2 separate regions of the Homo sapiens genome follow, and region 2 is linked to region 1. A link is a loop called in an ENCODE intact Hi-C map of the cell type or tissue named here. Cell type or tissue: endothelial cell of umbilical vein. All regions are shown on one strand. Links, peaks and the distances in the headings refer to the core of each region. The heading gives the core; the rest is flanking DNA. Region 1 has its middle 54 kb from the start of ABCG1. Region 2 overlaps ABCG1 (ATP binding cassette subfamily G member 1).

Evidence for each region. A loop is a pair of places that touch in the nucleus more often than their neighbours do. Peaks named below come from ENCODE experiments on the same cell type or tissue, not always from the same donor. Only the 100,000 strongest peaks of a DNase experiment are listed, where the experiment ranks them.
Region 2: a loop joins it to region 1, with 10 times the contacts of the local background. A loop is called at or near these places in 12 of 110 quality-filtered maps.

The regions. Positions count from the first base shown.
Region 1 is chr21:42,162,037-42,167,405 of GRCh38, reverse strand. No RefSeq gene overlaps it. Among named protein-coding and RNA genes, the nearest start is that of ABCG1, 54 kb to the left of the region's middle. In endothelial cell of umbilical vein, for the core only: a CTCF peak has its summit at 2,834 (motif pointing left); a DNase peak (open chromatin) is centred at 2,795.
Region 2 is chr21:42,274,884-42,280,252 of GRCh38, reverse strand. It overlaps ABCG1 (ATP binding cassette subfamily G member 1), which reads right to left. Exons shown (of 15, transcript NM_016818.3): 5 at 3,308-3,358. Among named protein-coding and RNA genes, the nearest start is that of TFF3, 38 kb to the left of the region's middle. In endothelial cell of umbilical vein, for the core only: no CTCF peak of the experiment used is centred there; a DNase peak (open chromatin) is centred at 2,412; H3K27ac peaks cover 973 bases.

The sequences.
Region 1 (5,369 bases), core at 176-5,175:
ATTGCTGTTTGTAAATTTTATTTAAAAAAAGAATTATAAACTCATAATGAACTCCAATTAATGATCTGCATGCTGAAGCGCTTGCAAAGTGAAGTGCATTGGTGTCTACAACTTACTTTAAAATGCATCCGAAAAACCAGTGGATTTGTCGACAGAGGAATTGGCAAATATGTGATAAAGCAATAATAGAAAAATGTTCATTTTAGAATCTAGGAAGAGTTTGGTACACTTTCCTATAAAGGGCCGAATGCATATTGCAGATTTTATGGACCAGACAATCTCAGTCACGATGGCTCGACTCTTCTTCCATTGTTGTTAGAAGCCAGCCATAGTCACTATGCAAATGATGAGTGTGCCTGGGTTCTGTTGTAAAACAAATGCAACTTCATTTGTAGATGTTGAAAGTTGAATTTCATATAATTTTTATGTGTCCCAACATATTTTTTCTTTTGACTTTTTAACCATTTAAGAACAGAAAAACCATTGTTAGCTTGCAGCCCATATAATAACGGGTAGTGGGTGAGCTTTAGCCCACGGGCTATAATTTGCTGACCCCTGACATAGGAGGAGGGCATGTGGGCATTTCTTGTACAATTCTTTCAACTTTTCTGTGTATTTAAAACATTTTCATAGTAAAATATTGGGGAAAATACAAAAAGAAATTGAATACATTACAACAGTTATTTTCTTTAAAGTCTCCTATTAGTATCGTGGCCCTACACGTACCTCACTGTATCTCCCACAATTTTCACCCTATGCATGGTGAAGCACCTTTTTGGTACATAAATATTTGTAGTTGGGACATATCTGTTGTCAGTTGCATTCTTTATTATTCTAAAGAACCTATTCTGGTCTTCCTTGGTGTGTTTCTCCCTGAACTCAGCCTTACCTGACATTAAGGATATAAACCCAGCTTCGTTTCTGTTTGAGGCTGTCCATCCGTTCTTCGCCCATCGTTTCATTTTACAAGCTCTCTCAGTCACAGAGCTTTAGGACTCTCTCCTGGACAGGCACGGGATTGAGTTTTTGATTCTTCTGTTTATCTCGTTTATATTAAATGACCTGACGCGTTTGATCTTGGTTCTCTCGTACGTGTACATGGGACGCTTTCTCTTTTTCTAATGAAAAGGTACAACATCAACACACGGCTTCCTCGTCGTATGGTTTGCTGGGTAATTCTTCATTCAGCCACACATCCTCCACTTCTCAGAACCAACACAGGTGCAGGTGCCCCTCTGCCTGCGCACGGACCTCATCTCCCTGCTGCATACCAGCTTTTGCCTTCGTGATGCGATCCTCCATGGCCTTTTCTGAAATGTGCGGCTGCAAGATTCTGTCTCCATTTCTTCCTGCACCCTTGCTTCGCCCAGGCTGGAGTGCAGTGGCGTGATCTCGGCGCACTGCAACCTCTGACTCCCGGGTTCAAGCGATTCTCATGCCTCAGCCTCTCGAGTAGTGGGGATTACAGGGGCCCGCCACCACGCCCGGCTAATTTTTGTATTTTTAGTAGAGATGGGGTTTCACCATGTTGGGGAGGCTGGTCTTGAACTCCTGACCTCAGGTGATCCGCCCACCTCGGCCTCCCAAAGTGCTGGGATTAGAGGCTTTAGCCACTGGGCCCGGCCAGCTGCTGCTTTTGATATCTCTTCCACCTCCATGGCTTGAGGTCTCACGTACACCCAGATTTCATTACAGATAGAGCTCATGTTTCTTATTCCTCTTGTTGTGTGCGGGTCTTCCTAGATGTTAAGGGGGAAATTCTGCCCTTAGACCACTGTTTTTGTTTGTTTTTTTGAGATGGAGTCTTGCTCTGTTTCCCAGGCTGGAGTGCAGTGACGGGATCTAGGCTCACTGCAACCTCTGCCTCCCAGGTTCAAGTGATTCTCCTACCTCAGCCTCCCGAGTAGGTGGGATTACAGGCATGTGCCACCACACCCAGCTAATTTTTGTATTTTTAGTAGAGATGGGGTTTCTCCATGTTGGCCAGGCTGGTCTCAAACTCCTGACCTCAGGTGATCCGCCCCCATCGGCCTCACACAGTGCTGGGATTACAGGCGTGAGCCACTGCGTCCAGCCTAGAACACTGTTTTTAAACTGAAAGTCTTGCTGTGTATTTTAAATCAGCTTTAATCATCATTAATAGACTTACTGAGTTTTTTTCTATTTAAGAAGAAAAACAGATGTTTTCCTTATTCAAAGAGAATCTATGGCCATTCTTTTATATTGCTGCTGGGTTATTAAAACAAGTTAGTCCATAGGTTAATGTAATATGGTTGGGAAGTAAGTCCAATTTCCTATAAATGAACAAAGCATGAGTAAATATAATTTCTCCACACAAGTAAGTAAAACAAACATCATAGTCCCCAGGTTAAAGTTATAAAAAATAAACCATCTGAGTTTGAGTAGACTCTCATAGGGAGATTACTGGCAATAAGTGACTCTGTTTCATGACGGCAAGATGCATAACTAGTTTTAAGTACAGTTTCCCAGAAAACTAAAGGTCTTTTTGTTCTCTGCCACTGATCTACACGTGTTTCAGCACAGTCTGCCTATCTACACAATGCCAGACACGTCCACACTGGGACTCGAACTCTCAGATGCACTTGTCTTGCACCTCTACACCCAAACGTTCTCACTTGAGTGTCCTTGCAACTTCTGGGCTCTGGTGCCAGCCATAATTTGACCCAACATCGAACCAAGATCTGGGGGTCAAATTAGTCTGTTTCTTTCTCCTTCCTCTGGCCACAGTTGCCTGACTTTGGACGGCTGCCTTTGACCCTGTGTGCAGGCTTAGAGGTTGTCAATCAAGGAGCTCCACCTCCTGGCCAAGTGTGGGGCTGGGATACAAGCCAGGCCAAGGAGACTCTAGTTTGAAACCCAGATCAGGGTGATGGAGGGATGGAGGTGAAACTGTCAAAAGCAATTCCTCCCAGGGCAGTGACCTGCAGACTCAACTACGTGGATCCCCAGAGCTACCTGGAAACTGCTCTTTCTTGGTTGGTTCTTTAGCTATTCCCCCGGCTCCAAGTTCCCACATACCCTGGCCTCTTGGATTCTCAGCCCATATTCTGTGGCCTGCAACCAAAGACCTTGACTAGCTCCTCTGATCACTAGCCCCATTCTAAAACCCAGAGGCCCATGCCAGACACTGGGTCAGGGCTAAGGGTTCTCCCAGCTGGTCTGCAGGTTGGTAGGCCAGGCTTTCTAATTAGGTCAAAGATGGCTTAGAAATCCAGGACAGGAATGCCAGGGGCATGGCCACCATGAGGAGAGCCCAGGGACCAGAACACAGGGCAGAGAGTCCCGAGTCAGGCAGGATGCTACCACGGGCAATGGGAGGTGGGCGCATGAGCTCTCTGTATTATTTCTGATAACTACTATCTTATCTACCCTTCTTTTTTTTGTTTGTTTTTTGTTTTTTGAGACGGAGTCTTGCTCTGTCGCCCAGGCTGGAGTGCAGTGTATCTTATCGACTCTTCTTATAATAATTATCTCAAAATAAAGAGATTTTAATGGCAGAAGTCAACAGGCTCGCACCCATTAACTACTCACCACACTCCCCAGGCCGTGCACTCTGACCTGGGGCTCACCTCTGACCGCACTGAGGACTGGGCACCTGGCACATCCCTCATGACCGACTTCCACTCCACCAGCGGGCCCAACCCTGCACCCCGCACCCCCCACTGAGCCCTAACATCTGTCCACTCACGTTCCCTCCTTCACCACTGCCCCTCCATCCGAAGCTGGCAGGGCCCTCTGCTCACAGCGACCCATTCCCCATTGCTTCCCAAGCCCCTCCTCCTCCCCCTCATCCAGGCTGTGTCTTCGCCTCCTGCCCTCCAGCCCACAAACCTGCCCATCTTGCAGAAGGCGAAAACAAACCCTTCTCTGCAACCAGGAGCCTCCTCAGCAGCCTCTTACCATTAGCAACCCAGGTCCCTAAGGAGCAATCTGCTCTTTGCCTCCATTCCTCATCCCTCACCCACCCCTGCCCAGCCATGCAGTCTCACCCTCACTAGCTCCTGCCCAGCCATGTGAGTCTCCCTCTCTCACACACCCCTGCACAGCCCTGTGAGTCTCCTCTCACTCACCCCTGCCCAGCCATAGGAGTCTCCCCCCACTCACCCCTACCCAGCCGTGTGAGTCTCCCCCAACTCACCCCTGTCCAGCCATGTGAGTCTCCCTCTCTCACTCACCCCTGCACAGCCCTGTCAGTCTCCTCTCACTTACCCCTGCCCAGCCATGGGAGTCTCTCCCGACTCACCTCTGCCCAGCCGTAGGAGTCACCCCCGACTAACCCCTGCACAGACATGTGAGTCTCCTCCTCACTCACCCCTACCCAGCCATGTGAGTCTCCCTCTCTCACACACCCCTGCCCAGCCATGTGAGTCACCCCACTTACTCCTGCCCAGACATGTGAGTCTCCTGCTCACTTATCCCTGCACAGCCATGCGAGTCTTCCCCCACTCACCCCTGCACAGCCACGTGAGTCTCCTCCCACTCACCCCTGCACAGCTATGCGAGTCTCCCCGACTCACCCCTGCACAGCCACGTAAGTCTCCCCCCAACTTATCCCTGCACAGCCCTATGAGTCTCCTCTCACTCACCCTTGCCCAGCCATAGGAGTCTCCCCCCACTCACCCCTACCCAGCCACATGAGTCTCCCCCAACTCACCCCTGCCCAGCCATGGGAGTCTCCCTTTCTCACTCACCCCTGCACAGCCATGAGTCTCCCCTCACTCATCCCTGCCCGGCGATGGGAGCCTCTCCCCACTCACCTCTGCCCAGCCATAGGAGTCACCCCCTACTAACCCCTGCCCAGCCTTGTGAGTCTCCTCCTCACTCACCCCTGCCCAGCCACGTGAGTCTCCCTCTCTCACACACCCCTGCCCAGCCATGTGAGTCACCGCTCACTCACTCCTGCCCAGACATTTGAGTCTCCTCCTCACTTATCCCTGCACAGCAAAGTGAGTCTCTCCCCAGCTCACCCCTGCACAGCCATGCGAGTCTCCCCCTACTCACCACTGCCCAGCCGTGCAAGTCTCCCCCAACTCACCCCTGCACAGCCATGGGAGTCTTCCCCAACTTACCCCTGCACAGCCATGCAAGCCTCCCCCCACTCACTGCTGCCCAGCCATGTGTCTCCCCCCATTCACCCCTGCACAGCCACACAAGTCTCCCCCGACTCACCCCCGCACAGCCACGAGTCTCCCCACACTCGCCCCTGAACAGCCATCTGAATCTGCCCCTCACTCACCCTCACTCCACTCTGTCCTGACAAGTCCGCCTACAGAATCCGTGGCTGTGATGGTCCTCCACCTCACCGGTGGCTCTGAGCCTTCCACTGGGTCCCCCCCTCCCTGCTCCCC
Region 2 (5,369 bases), core at 248-5,247, 110 kb before region 1:
TCGGGGGTTGGAGGGAAGTGAGTGAAGGCACAAAGTTGCTGCCCTGTTCTCCTGAAGCAATCCTGATGGTGGGCCCGATGGCGAGGCATGCACCTGTGCCATGGCTGAGGAACAGCTGGGTCTGCTGGTGAGGAGCATGTGCAGGACGCAGCGTGGCCTCCAGGTCCTGTGGGGAGGGCTCTCTGCATTGTTCAATCCAGCCGAAGAGGAATCTGAGGACGGCGCCAGGGGCTCACCCCTCAGGGATGATTCAGCCACATGAGCTGATATTTTTGCCCTTGTAAACCCAGTTGAAAATAGCTGGAGGCTCTCATCCGGGCCGTGTCTTAGGCAGGGCCCAGGCACCACGAGGACACACACCTATGGGTGCCATCTGCCTTCGGGTCCCGTGTAGCTACTCCTGGGAGGCGCCTCCATTCTCCACCAAGATGCCAGCTTGTTCTGGGTCTTCCAGCTCCGGCAGGCCAAGGGCCTGGCTTGCTGTGACTTCAGCACGGAGCCTGCTGAGCAGCACTCACTGTGCGCCCAGCCCATGGGGAGAGCGACTTTCACCAGCTACCCCGGAAAAGGCTGGTGGCTGTCGCCTTATGCTGCAGGGAAGCAATCCCACAGCCCCTCCCATATGGATCACATGGGCTCCATCGAGCTCAGAGACCTTAAAGAAACCATCCAGTTCAGGTTGCACTGCCCCAAAAGGCAGGTGGGGCCTGGCTTCCTGTCCCCACGTTACAGGTGAAGCTCGGCTCGGGGCACAGCAGGCAGTGGCCCAAGGCCATCCGGTGGGTTCCAGGAGGCCAGGATGGAGGGCTCCCCCGTGTGCTCAGCTCTACTTCACCACAGGGCCTCTCCGTGTTAGCAAGTCTCTCCGCCCTCCGCCTCCTGCGTCTGCTCCCCCGGCCTCCGGTGATCCCCGAGACCCTCTCCACCGTTTGCTCTGTCCTTGGGCCTTATTTTGGGTCAGAGAGACAGAATTCCCTCTCTCCAGCGCCTCCCTCTCCAGAGCTCTTGGCTCCTCCTCCACGCCGAGCATCAGTGACCACTTCCACCGTCTCTCCTTGGAGCCCCCACAGCCGCCCCTCAGCTTGCAGGCCAGCATCTGGAGGGGTCTTTGGGACCTCGATGGAGGGCTATCCGAGACAAAGAGATTGGATTGTGCTTCCGACACCCCATGAAAGCAGGGAGGCCGGGGGATGGGAAGGAGGGCCCTGAAAGGCGGATCCAGGGGCACTGCATCCAGGCTTCGGGAGGAGCAGCTTCTTGAGTCTCCGGGTGGAAAAGCCTCTGCTTCATGGGGGCCCTGCACACTCTTGCCGGCCTCTCCTCTTGTCCTGTAGCTGATGGCAAGGAGGGCCCAGGACTGGGGGGTGGCAAAACTGACCTCAGACAGGGAGAGTGAAGGTCGCCCTGGCTCAATCCCAGGGCCCCGTTCTGTTGATTTGGGTTCATCTCCCATGGGAGACTTCGCCGAGACTCAGCTCTGACACCTGCTTTTCTCCATGTTCTTCTGTGTGCCTGGAACTAAGGCTCTCGTTTGTTACGTTCACTGCTGTAACGAAGTCCCCCACACTGGCTGGTTTCCACAACAGAAACTCCCGCCTCAATTCTGGAGGCCAAAGTCTGAGATCGAGGGCAGCAGGGTTGGTTCCTGAGGCCCCTCTCCTGGGCTGGCAGATGCCGCCTCCTCCCTGTGTCCTCACGGGGCCATCCCTTGGTGTGTCTGGGTCCTCCTCTCCTCTTCTTACAGGGACACAGTTAGACTGGACTGAGGCCCACCCATATGACCCCATTTTAACTTCATTACTTCTGTAAAGACCCGATCTTCAAATACAGCCATTTCTGGGTTTCTGGGGTGTAGGCTTTAACATATCATCTTTTGGGGGGAATTCAGGCCATAACACTCATCTTCCATAACTTGGTATAAGTAACATTCTCGGGCTTGGGAGGTGGTGTGTGTGTTGTGGGGGGGTGTCTACGTTACATTGTTTAGAAAACACTATCCAGAGGGGGCTCTCGCCTTTCAGCCTAGACAATAAACTCACAAGGCTGGGTCTTCTGCCCCCATGAAGGGCCAGGAACACATGTGATTTCCACATTTTCTCTCTTTTGGTTTCCACTCATCCATTTTCTTTTCAATCTCAGAATAAAAGAATTCCACACAGAACATTTTCTGTAGCAACAAAGAGTCATTTTCCTTCTCTCAGACATTAGGCTCTTTCCACCTGCACCGGGCATTTCACCCCCCAGCCCCGGTGACACGGGCTGAATCCTGAGTTTTGAAGGGCACAGTTGATGGGGGAGGAGGAGCATTAAGGTTGTCCAACTCTTTTTTTCCATACCAAAGTGGTTTACATTTACTTAATATTAGCTATTACAGATGACCGGAGAGGGGGAAATGCCGGAAATAGAATTGCTATGACTGTTCCTCAGTATGTTTGACTCTGTCCCATCAATCACTTCATTTTATACCAGAACACAAAGGGCCATGTCGAGCCATTGGCACTAACCCGGCAAACCCCACTCTCAGCTGCTGCCAGACTGTGAGCCTTTAAGGGTGTTAGGAGAGAAAGATAATCTTATAGAAGGGGGGTTTCCCCAAATTCCATCTCACACTGAAAATCCCACCAGCACTAGCTGCAGTGGAGAGGAGGACAGTGGGTTTCCCGTGGAGGGTGTGTGAGTCCAGGCTGGTGGCCTCCTTCCTCTGTGTGGCTTTCTGCTGCTCCCCCTGGCTCTGCCCACCTGCATCTGTCCCTGCTCCCTGGGTTTAGGAAGCCAAAAAAAAAATGGCTAAAGGGATTAGAAAGTCTTCATCATCCTGGAAACGTATTTATTTTCTTTTTTAAGAGGCCGGTTAATAACATGTAAGAACTAAATTTCTTCTTGCAAGTGTAGGTGGATGGAGGGTGGTTATTTTTAAACGAATGACTAACCATCTTCATTGTTATTGTCTTATAAAAAATTTAATATCGATCATATTAAACACTAAAAGGGCAGCACTCTTGGTCTAACCCTGAAGCTGGCATCTTCTGGCCCCATGAGTGCCAAGTCTGTTGTCCCTCACATTACATTCCGACTCCTGAATCTGAGAATCAAAGCCATGAGCGTGTGCACCAGATCTGCCTTTCTTGGCCTCTGGCTGCTGCAGGCCACAGCACTCCCTGAAATGTTGCCTGTCCCACACACGGAAGGCAAGGCAAAAACAAATCAACAAACAAAAGCCAATGCCAAAATGCCCCGGCAGGCACACCTTCCACATGCACGTCATGCACTTTCTGGACCACTTGTGGGCACCAAACAACCCACTTACCATTTCCCTTCTGCCTTCATCCTTCTCCTGAAGCTTCAGATGTGCCGACACCTGCAGGGGACAAGGACAACAGTGTGGAAGCAGAACAGACGGCCACTGGCAGTGTGAGCCTCATGCCCGCACTGCAGGCCACGGTGCAGCTAGCCAAGATGCAGCTAGCCACAGTGCCACTAGCCACGGTGCAGCTACCCACAGTGCAGCTAGCCACAATGCCGCTAGCCACGGTGCAGCTAGCCACGGTGCCACTAGTCACGGTGCAGCTATCCACAGTGCAGCTAGGCATAAGGCCACTAGCCACGGTGCAACTAGCCACCATGCAGCTAGCCACGGTGCCACTAGCCACCGTGCAGCTAGCTGATCATCATGGAAAACCCAAGGAGTTCTTGGCTTCCGATGCCCCTGCTTTAACAATGGTAGGATGGCAGGAGAGCAGTCCATGTGCGATGCTTCCTGCTATCTCAGTTGAATTCTCTGCTGTACCCAGGAGAGAAGTCAGATGTGGGCCATTTAGAGGTAAGAAAGCCCCAGGCATCAGGGGCTTGGCGACCAGCCTGGGCGGAACCAGTGGTGCGAGTTAGGAATTCCACAAACCGCCTGTTAAACTGCTGAGGCTTGAACTTATCCACAGGAGAGTCTTTACAGCACAGGAATTTACGAGGGCGACACGTCAGGATGCCGCGTTTTGTTGTTGTTGTGTTTTTTGAGATCCCGTTTGCTAACACAGCACTGGGCTCCTGGCCCTGCTTGGGAAAACCCAGAGTAGATCACCATGCACAGGACGGGCCTTGCTTCCACCCTCCTGCCTCCCGTGGCCTTGGGCAAACGTGCAACCTCCATTTCCTCACTGGCACAATGGTGAGGTTAAGCTCTGTCCACCTCATTAGCTAGAGAAGTTGCTGTGAGGATCAGAGGAGAGGGTGAGATGCAGGGCGGTGGCGGGGAGGGGGGCGGGGTGTGGGGCAAAGAGGTCTCAGGCCCCAGAGCTGGACAGGGTCAGGCCCACGCTCCTGCCATGTGACACTGCCTGCCATTTCTCAGTCTGCCTGGCTGCAAGGATGAAAAGCATAAACATGCACAACTGTGTCTGATGTGGGATCCGGACTCCGCAACGGGCGGCCAATATCTCCTCCGTGTGAGACAGGACCTTGAGTGGTAACATGTACCATAGCCTCAGAGTATTTCTCCAGGGCCTCATGAAATTCTCAGAATCAAAATCGAACTGAATTTGATTGTGAAAATAGATCATTTCACAGCAGGTTCGGTGGCGAGGTTGGGAGAGGACAGCAGGAGTCCCTAGTCGCATCTGTGGAGAATGCAGCCATTGAGCTGCGGTCCCAGTGAAGGGTCTCGAGCATGTGGCCATGGGGTTCACTCAAGAACTTACTGAGAAGTCAAACTCGGGCTACCCAAGACGCAGGAGCTGTTCAGGAATCAAGAGGGTGTGCATGGAGTTTGCACTTAGGGCATACATGGAACAGTGAACATTAGGGTCAAGAAAAACTTCACGACTGCTTTGCAGCATCTGTTCGCCAACTCCTCAGAGGTCCTCTGCGCCCCATCTGAACATCCATTTGGAGGCCAGATCAGCAGTCAGGGCTCCATGGGGCACACACCGCCCAGGGATGCTGGGCCCAGGGGAATGGCGTCTGCTTACCCACAGAACACGCAGGACCAGGGAACACGAATGGGAACAGCCCCACAGGTTCCTGCTTCTGTTTCCCCACAAAGAAGTTTAGGGAGCAGATCATGTGTCTGCAAACGTAACCTGCTTCTCTTTGCTGAGCTAAGAACCCCTTGGCACTGCCCTTCACGTGCCACTCTCAGACACCATGGGGAAGAAGCTTTGCCCAACCCAAGTCAGGGTCTCTCCAGGTGGAAAACCAAGGCGAACCCCCATCTACTGACCAAAGCACAGAGCAGATCAAGCTGAGGATGCCCCCTAGGGTGCCAGGAGAGACATGAAGCCTGGGGACTCTTCTTTTGCAGCGAACAAGGAGGAAGCAGAAATATAAACAGTCCCCCACATAAAGCCAGCCATGACTGGCAACTGGAGCTGCACACT